Regions from separate parts of the Homo sapiens genome. Here region 1 is linked to region 2. A link is a contact called in ENCODE Hi-C or POLR2A ChIA-PET data. All regions are on one chromosome and are shown on one strand. Each heading gives the region's core, a stretch centred on a gene start or an enhancer-like site at or near the end of the contact. The rest is flanking DNA. Distances are from core to core; before and after follow the strand shown. Region 1 overlaps NAA25 (N-alpha-acetyltransferase 25, NatB auxiliary subunit). Region 2 holds the start of HECTD4 (HECT domain E3 ubiquitin protein ligase 4).

The links. Hi-C counts contacts between places; a loop is a spot of excess contacts on that map. ChIA-PET counts read pairs that join two places held with the same protein, here RNA polymerase II (POLR2A). Pooled maps may share reads with other maps.
Region 1: a loop to region 2 is called in a map of PC-9, with 4 times the contacts of the local background. The contact joins the enhancer-like site here to the promoter of HECTD4 in region 2. A Hi-C loop is called at or near these places in 1 of 168 maps with a recorded cell type or tissue (PC-9), 3 of 37 single-sample maps with no recorded cell type and 11 of 50 pooled maps. POLR2A ChIA-PET finds 5 or more read pairs at or near these places in 1 of 52 experiments (OCI-LY7).

What each region holds. Positions count from the first base shown.
Region 1 is chr12:112,074,502-112,078,671 of GRCh38, reverse strand. It overlaps NAA25 (N-alpha-acetyltransferase 25, NatB auxiliary subunit), which reads left to right. Exons shown (of 24, transcript NM_024953.4): 6 at 1-38; 7 at 406-484; 8 at 2,883-2,994; 9 at 3,908-3,997. Among named protein-coding and RNA genes, the nearest start is that of NAA25, 32 kb to the left of the region's middle. Within about 2 kb of position 2,896, at least 2 of the 41 ENCODE cell types and tissues checked have a DNase peak (open chromatin) inside an H3K27ac peak, as active enhancers do.
Region 2 is chr12:112,380,812-112,385,217 of GRCh38, reverse strand. HECTD4 (HECT domain E3 ubiquitin protein ligase 4) reads left to right here and starts at 2,787. Exons shown (of 76, transcript NM_001388303.1): 1 at 2,787-3,266. The coding sequence starts at 3,090. RefSeq lists silencers at 2,467-2,756, 2,867-3,136, 3,147-3,636 and enhancers at 2,644-3,143, 4,329-4,406.

The sequences.
Region 1 (4,170 bases), core at 1,647-4,146, 310 kb after region 2:
AAATGGTGAAAGAGGACAAGATAGAAGCTGAGGCTGAAGTGAGTATTTTAAGCCTTACTTTTGTGTTTTCATTTTTTTGCTAGTGCTACAATATTATGTTATAATACTATGAACTGTTGTTTTGTTCCAGTTTGATAGCTGGGTCCTCACTTTTGGCCTTTGGGTAAATCTGAAGCCCTCAGCGTAGGTCTAATCACTGACCTGTTTCCAGCAAGTACTCTAGGCTGAGATGTGTATAGACGGGAGAGATATAGATGGAGAAGATCCTGTTACCTGCTTCGTACTGTCAGTTTCATCTCATTTGAAGACATGCTCTATTAAATAACTTTTTAAAAACCTATAAATGACTGTCTTTTTATTATTGAAAAGTTTCAGAGGTTGCACTTCTTGTTTTTTTTCTGTAAGGTTGAACTTTATTATATGATCCTGGAACGTTTGGGAAAGTACCAGGAGGCCTTGGATGTCATCAGAGGGAAATTAGGAGGTAATTTTTAAACATTTTCTTAAAGCTTTTTTTTTTTCCTATTTAAACATGAAAAATGTTTATTGTAGAAAATTTCCACATAAGGATATAAAGACATAAACACTTTTGATCATTTTGTTATATTCTTCCAGACTTTTCTGTATGTTGTAAATTTATTTTTAAAAATGTTTTTACTTGAAAATAACAGATTCAGAAACTTCAAGGAGTGTGAAAGGTTATACTCCAGATCTCTAGCCGTCTTCCCCTAGGTTTTCCTCCAGTTACACTTTATATTCTTGTAAAGATTCATCTTCCCCACTTTTTTTTTTAAACACGAATGAAAACATAATATACCTGGCTCATAGAATAATCTTATTCAGTTAGCACAATGTTTTTATTTAAAAAAAATTTTTCTTTAAAAATTTTAAATTAATTAATGCCCCTCTAGTCAGGATTTGTACTCTGTAGATACCGCAAACATTCCTTCTTTATTTGTATGTCTGTCTTATGAAGGCATTTGAGTTTGTGACCTCTGCTGTGCATACTCTTATACCCATACTTTATTTTTATTATTTATTTATTTATTTTAAAGAGATGAGGTCTCACTGTTTTGCCCAGGCTGGACTTGAACTCCTGGGCTCAAGTGATTCTCCCATCTCAGCCTCCCAAGTAGCTAGGACGACGGGCACACACCACCACACTGGGCTCCATTATTTCTTTCTTTCTTTTTTTTTTTGGAGACAGAGTCTCACTCTGTGGCCAGGCTAGAGTGCAGTGGTGCGATCTCGGCTCACTGCAACCTCTGCCTCCTGGGTTCAAGTGATTCTCCTGCCTCAGCCTCGTGAGTAGCTGGGACTACAGGCACACACCACCACGCCCAGCTAATTTTTGTATTTTTAGTAGAGACGGGGTTTCAACATGTTGGCCAGGCTGGTTTCAAACTCCTAACCTCAAGTGATCTGCCTGCCTCTGCCTCCCAAAGTGCTGGGATTACAGGTGTGAGCCACCACGCCTGGCCTCCATTATTTTATTATTATTATTATTATTTTAACTAAATAGTATTTCCTAGAGATAAAGTTCACTACCTCACTCCTTTAATAACTGTCCAGTGTTCCACAGTGTGAATGTAGAAATTTACTTAACCAGTTTTTGATGGATATTTAGGCTACTCACAAGAAACTTCTTGTTTTTTTTTGTTGTTGTTGTTGTTTTTGAGACAGGGCCTTGCTCTGTTAGCCAGGCTAGAATGCAGTGGCATCATCACAGCTCACTGCAGCCTTGATCTCCTGGGTTTAAGTTATCCTCTCACCACAGCCTCCTAAATAGTTAGGACTCCAGGCGTATGCCATCAAACCTGGCTAATTTTTATATTTTTTGTAGAGGTGGGGTCTCAATATGTTGCCCAGGCTGGTCTCGAACTCCTGGTCTCAAGCGATCTGCCTGCTTCAGCCTCCCAAAGTGCTGGGATTACTACAGGTGTGACCTGTCAGGCCTGGCCCTTTTTTTTTTTTAAACTACATTATAGCTCTATGGATAGTAAAAAGTTAGATTCTCAACAGGAAATTCATAATGTAATTTTTGGTATCCTTAATCTGCTAAACAGTTGGGCAAATCTAATTTGGTCAGAACTATCATCCTAGTTTTTTTGTTTTCAGTTGTTTGGAAAGATTTGATTCCTCTCCACTCTTTTTTGTCTTCTTCCAACATCTCATCTTTCTTAGCTCATGTCAGCTCAGTCCTCTTTGATGTTTTGGAACTGTATGGATGGGCAGCTTGTCTATGGACTAAATTTACTAGTCCCTAGATGCTGTTGGGATTTTATAAGTATATCCCATGTACTATTAATAGATGTTCAACCCAATACATTGTGAAACCTATCCTTTTACAAAGAAAATGATTATAAAAATTTACTGTCAGTAATGTACTTTTTTCTTTGAAGTAAAATAATCTTTAATAAGATAGTAGTAGTTTGTATGTAATAGTGGTCCCATTTTCTAAGAGAGTGAATAAGAAAATGTGACATTTAGGCCGGGCCCGGTAGCTCACAGCTGTAATCCCAGCACTCTGGGAGGCTGGGATGGGTGGATCACCTGAGGTCAGGAGTTTAAGACCAGCCTGGCCAACATGGTGAAATCCTGTCTCTACTAAAAATACAAAAATTAGCCAGGCGTGGTGGCAGATGCCTGTAATCCCAGCTACTTGGGAGGCTGAGACAGGAGAATCGCTTGAATCCAGGAGGTGGAGGTTGCAGTGAGCCAAGATCGTGCCATTGCACTCCAGCCTGGGTGACAAGAGTGAAACTCCATCTCAAAAAAAAAGAAAAGAAAATGTGACATTTTCCTTCTTGTGGTTGGACTCTATTCTGGTTATTGAGCAGAAATGAAACCAGCTTACCAACTTTTATAACTTTTGATTTTAGAGAAGTTGACAAGTGAGATTCAGAGTCGGGAAAATAAATGCATGGCTATGTACAAGAAGCTGAGCAGGTGGCCAGAGTGCAATGCCCTTTCCCGGCGCCTCTTACTAAAAAAGTGAGTAAAAGCTTTCTTTTGTACCATTTGACTGTAGTGAGGCTTTAAGACCTCACTATTGATTTTCTTGGTGTCTGTGTTTTGAAGTTTCTGGGCATAAAGTCTTCTTATAGTAGTTGTGTCCTGCATGTTTCTAAAAGTTTTTAAGGAGCCTTCATCTTTCAGTAGAGTATTATAATGGTACTTGTAGGCTGGGCATGGTGGCTCATGCCTATGATCCCAGCACTTTGAGAGGCCAAGGTGGGCAGATCACTTGAGGTCAGGAGTTTGAGACCAGCCTGGCCAACATGGCGAAACCCTGTCTTTACTGAAAATACAAAAATTAGCTAGTTGTGGTGGTGCGTGCCTGTAGTCCCAGCCCCTCGGGAAGCTGAGGCACAAGAATCGCTTGAACCTGGGAGGCAGAGGTTGCAGTGAGCTGAGATCATGCCACTGCACTCCAGCCTGGGTGACAACAATGAGACTCCATCTCAAAAAAAAAAAAAAGATACTTGTGCCACCATGGTGCTGAATTCTAGTTAGGGCTTAAGAATGAACACTGAAAATCATTAATTTCTCAAATTCAGTATTCCCCTAAAAGAGAGAGGCTTCATTCTTTGCTACAACACTTCTCTCCCCTTCCCTCTATTTTGGAAGTGCTTATGTGGGGACTTTTCTGTTATGAATATTAGTTTTCTAGACCTGGTCATTTTATTGAAGGAAAGAGTAGTTTACTACTCTTTACAAATACAAAGTAGTATTACTTTGAAAATGCCCTTTTAGATTTGCAAAGGAAACATGGAGTGGGTGGGGGTAAGCCAACCTACTACATACTAAAATATAACTTACAAAATAAATTGAATATCATGGTTCCTAAGGAAGATCTGTCACAACTTGGGTTTAATCCTGTGTGCATCATTCAATCTGATTTTAGCTCAGATGACTGGCAGTTCTATCTGACTTATTTCGATTCTGTCTTTCGACTGATTGAAGAGGCCTGGAGTCCTCCTGCTGAAGGTGAACAGTAAGTTGTCTTCTTTCCTGAATTATAACAGCACTTTTTAATATAGTGTAGTGAAAGGATTTCATTATAAGCCAATTGAATTCTCTTTTTCTGTCTCAATAAAGTATTCCTTTCAAAGTAAGACATTTTTTCATATTTTTTAAAGTATAAAATACACAAGTTCATTCTAAAAA
Region 2 (4,406 bases), core at 1,538-4,037:
CCTCCTGGGTTCAAGTGATTCTCCTGCCTCAGCCTCCTGAGTAGCTGGGACTACAGGTGCACGCCACGACACCTGGCTAATTTTTATATATTTTTTAGTAGAGAAAGGGTTTTGCCATGTTGGCCACGCTGCTCTCGAACTCCTGACCGCAGGTGATCTGCCTGCCTCAGCCTCCCAAAATGCTGGGATTACAGGTGCAAGCCACCACATCCAGCCTATATATATATTTTTAATTGTGATAGATAGTTGTTATTAGGTTTGGAAAAGGGAATGAAGGGCCGGGCGCGGTGGCTCACACCTGTAATCCCAGCACTTTGGGAGGCCGAGGCGGGTAGATCACGAGGTCAGGAGTTCGAGACCAGCCTGACCGACATGGTAAAACCCCGTCTCTACTAAAAATACAAAAATTAGCCAGGCATGGTGGTGCACGCCTGTAATCCCAGCTACTCGGGAGGCTGAGGCAGGAGAATCACTTGAAACCAGGAGGCAGAGGTTGCAGTGAGTCAAGAGGTTGCAGTGAGCCGAGATCATGCCATTGCACTCCAGCCTGGGCAACAGAGCAAGACTCCGTCTCAAAAAAAAAAAAAAAAGGAATGAAGGAGTTTTCTTACAGTCAAAATAAGGAAGCTGAAGTTGTAAAATCGGACAGACCTGGGTTTACATCTGAGCTTTGATGTTTACTGGCTTTGTGACATTGAGCAAAGTATCTAACTGAGTCTTGACTTCCCAGCTGAAAGTAGGAATAATAATACTCCCCCTCTCAGACATTTGGGAGGATTTGATGAAATGGCCATTCCATTACACTTGCCTGTTTTATTGTTTCCATGGTTCTGATCAACTCTGAACTGCTGGATTTATTGTTCTCTTCTTCCTCCTCTTCCTCTTCTTTTCTTCTTTTTTGAGACAGGGTCTTACTCTGTTGCCCAGGCTGGAGTGCAGTGGCATAATCTTAGCTGAATCACTGCAACTTCTGCCTTCTGGGCTCAAACGATCTTCCTGCTTCAGCCTCCTGAGTAGCTGGGACTATGGGTGTGCACCACCACGCCTGGCTAATTTTTGTATTTTTTGTAGTGACGGGGTTTTGTCATGTTGCCCAAGGGGGTCTCGAGCTTCTGGGCTCAAGAGATCTGCCAGCCTTGGCCTCCCAAAGTGTTGGGATTACCCACGTGAGCCACTGTGCCCGGCCATAATATTCCATCTTATGGATATATCATATTTTAGTTAACCAGCCCCATATTGTTGGACATCTAGATTGATAAGTTTTTCCTTTTGTAAACAATATTGAGCTACACAACCCTGTATATCCATCCTTGACTACGAGTCTGATTATTTCCTTCAGACAACTTCCTCAAAGTTGAATTGCTGGATCAAAGGGTATGCACCTTAATGTTCTCCTGTTATTGTTATTGTTATTATTATTATTATTATTATTATTGAGATGGAGTCTTGCTCTGTTGCCCAGGCTGGAGTGCAGTGGCATGATCTCGGCTCACTGCAACCTCCGCCTCCTGGGTTCCAGCTATTCTCCTGCCTCAGCCTCCTGAGTATCTGGGACTACAGGCATGTGCAACCATTCCTGGCTAATTTGTGTATTTTTTTTAGCAGAGACAGGGTTTCATCATGTTGACCAGGCTGGTCTCGAACTCCTGACCTCAGGTGATCTGCCCACCTTGGCCTCCCAAAGTGCTGGGATTACAGGTGTAAGCCACTGTGCCCGGCCTGTTTTATTATTTTTTAAGTGATAAAAATATACAAGTAATAGAGAACAATCTCATCTCAGTAGTTCCAGACCAGCCCCACACTCCCATGGCAACTCACCTTAAACATCTGGTGTGTATTTGTTCATGCATTGTTCTTTATACATATAGTTTTCCTTTCTTGTTTTTATAAAATGGCACTGGTGGGCATATATATATTTTTGGTGGGGAGGGAGGGATGGGGTCTCCCTCTGTCGCCCGGGCTGGAGTGCAGTGGCAAGATAATAGCTCACTGCAGCCTCCACCTCCTGAGTTCAAGAGATCCTCTTGCCTCAGCCTCCCGAGTAGCAGGACTACAGACGCTTGCCACCCTGCCCCGCTAATTTTTATTTTTTGTAGAGATGGGGTCTCCCTATGTTGCCCAGGCTGGCCTCAAACTTCTGGGCTCAAGCAGTCCTTCTGCCTTGACCTCCGTGCTGGGATTACAGGTGTGAGCCACCGCACCCGGCCTAGTGAGCATATTTTTAAGGTGTATGTCAATTAGTGTGGAACACTGATGGAACGAACATAGCAATAATTAGAATTGCCACTCATGGAGCACATATTAAGTGTCGGGCATTGAGCACCAAGCATTGTGGACAGACGCTTTATTTTCACCAGGTTTTGAGTGCTTACTGGGTACTAGACTTTTCAGTCAATATTAATCATCTACTATGTGATTCTACCAAGTGCTTATGAACAAGTGTGCAGCGCCTATTCTGCGCCAGCCTTTTGCTTGCATCTCATTTAAACGTGAAAACAAGGAGTGATCTCTATGCTCTGCCCAGGGTGGGGGCGCGGGCCCGAGCAAGGGGTGCACACCTGAGTAGGGACAGGACGGGGGAAGCGGCGTCCTCTTCCCTGGCGCGCTGCAAAGCCAGGGCTACCCTGAATGGCCAGGGGGAGAAGGGGCCGGCGGAGGTCAGGCCGAGGGCAGGCGGCAGCGAAGGGCTAGGCGGACGTCCAGGCCACCCGGGTGGCCTCGTCCGCGGAGCGGTGGGCGGAGCGGCGGGCGGGGCCTGTATTGTCCGCTCCGCGAGGCATGCCGGGAGCCCCGCCCCCAACATGGCGTCTCACTGACAGTTGGTTGCCGAGCGGCAGAGGCGGATCCTGCTCCTGAGGGCGGCGGCGGCGGCGGCGGCGGCGGCGGCGGCAGGGCCGGGGTCTCCCGGGCCGGGGTCGGGGGTATGGCGACTCGGACCGCCTAGGGCGGAGTTGCACGGGCGAGGCAGCAAGTGGGGCGCCGCTGGCGGGCGCGGCGGCCGCTGCCATGGACTGGTGATCGCGGCGGCTCCTGCTCCGTTTCCCCCGGCCGGGCGTCTGCTCCTCAGCGCCAAGCCTTCAGCCGGGGCCATGGGCTCGTCGGCGGCCGCGGCGGCGGCGGCGGCGGCGGCCGCTGACTCGGCGCAGTGGCTCTCGGTGAAGGAAGAGACCATCTTCCTGCACGACGGGCTGATCCGGGTCACCGACCTGGCCGAGCTGCCCAGCGAGATCCTCGGGGCCCCAGAGGCCGCGGACACCGACCTGGAGGTGAGCGAGGCGGCCCCCGGCCCCCGCCATCGGACTGACCCACTCGCCCGGCACCCCCGGGTCGGGCCCCCTCCTCGCCTCAGCCGCGGCCTCGCCTCCCGGCGGCTGCCGGGGCAGGTGTGTGTGGGCGCGGGGCGGGCAGGTGGGGCCGCGGCCGCAGGTCTGCGGACCGCCCGCCCCGCTCTCCCTCCCTCCCTCCTCGGGGCCTGGCGCCCGCAGGGGATTTCATTTGTGGTTTTCTTTTGAGCGTTCCGACACCCGGCATTTTATTAGGCTAGCGCCTGGCTCGGCCTTCATGCCCCAGAGGAGCCACCGCCACCACCCGGGCCCTCCCTCCCCTCCCCCACGGGCCCCCAGGACCCACTTCCAGGGCACACCCAGGTTGCTTAGCTTTGGGAACATTTTGATTTTCACGCTGTGTACCCTCCCATCCTTTTCTTCCCTAGTTCTGTTTTTTTTGTTTGGTTTGGTTTGGTTTTTTTCCGGGAGAGGGTAGTGGCAGCTGCGGGTCCGCGATGGGCAATCCAGCAACTTCTCTGTGTTGTGTCTCGGATGGATTGACACGGGGCCTTTGTCAGGGAAGCGGGCGCTGTGGACAGCGAGAGGGATGCTCCAGCGGCCCTCCATGCACTCTCGGGGAAGGGTCACTGGCGCGTTAGGCCGCAGGGCCTTTTTGTGTGCCCCGGGGGTCGCCAAGCATCCCGGGTTCAGAGCCGTGGCAGGTGCAACAGCAGATCTCATCAGTTGAGCTGCTTGGCCTTGGGGGCAGAAGGGAACCAAATATGCCTGGTTGGTGGGAACTTTCCATCGACTTCACTTGGGTTCGTGTTTGCCTAGAGGTGGGAATACTGGCAGTGTCGTTTCATGGAGGCCAACGGATGCTGACACTGCTCCCCTTCCACTTTGTGGGATGACATTTTGATGTGTAGGTAGCATGGGGTGTCATCAAATTTTTACTGCCGTAAGGAGAGCTTTCTGGGGTAGGGCGCAGAGAGGATGGCCTATCTTCTGGCTATAAACGGCATGCGAGGGATCTTTTGTGTTTTGCGGTTTTGCGTGCAGTTTGGCTTTACGCACAACGAACATTTATAGAAATGAATTAAAAGCCATTACTGTGTGTTTCTGGAAACGGCAGTGATC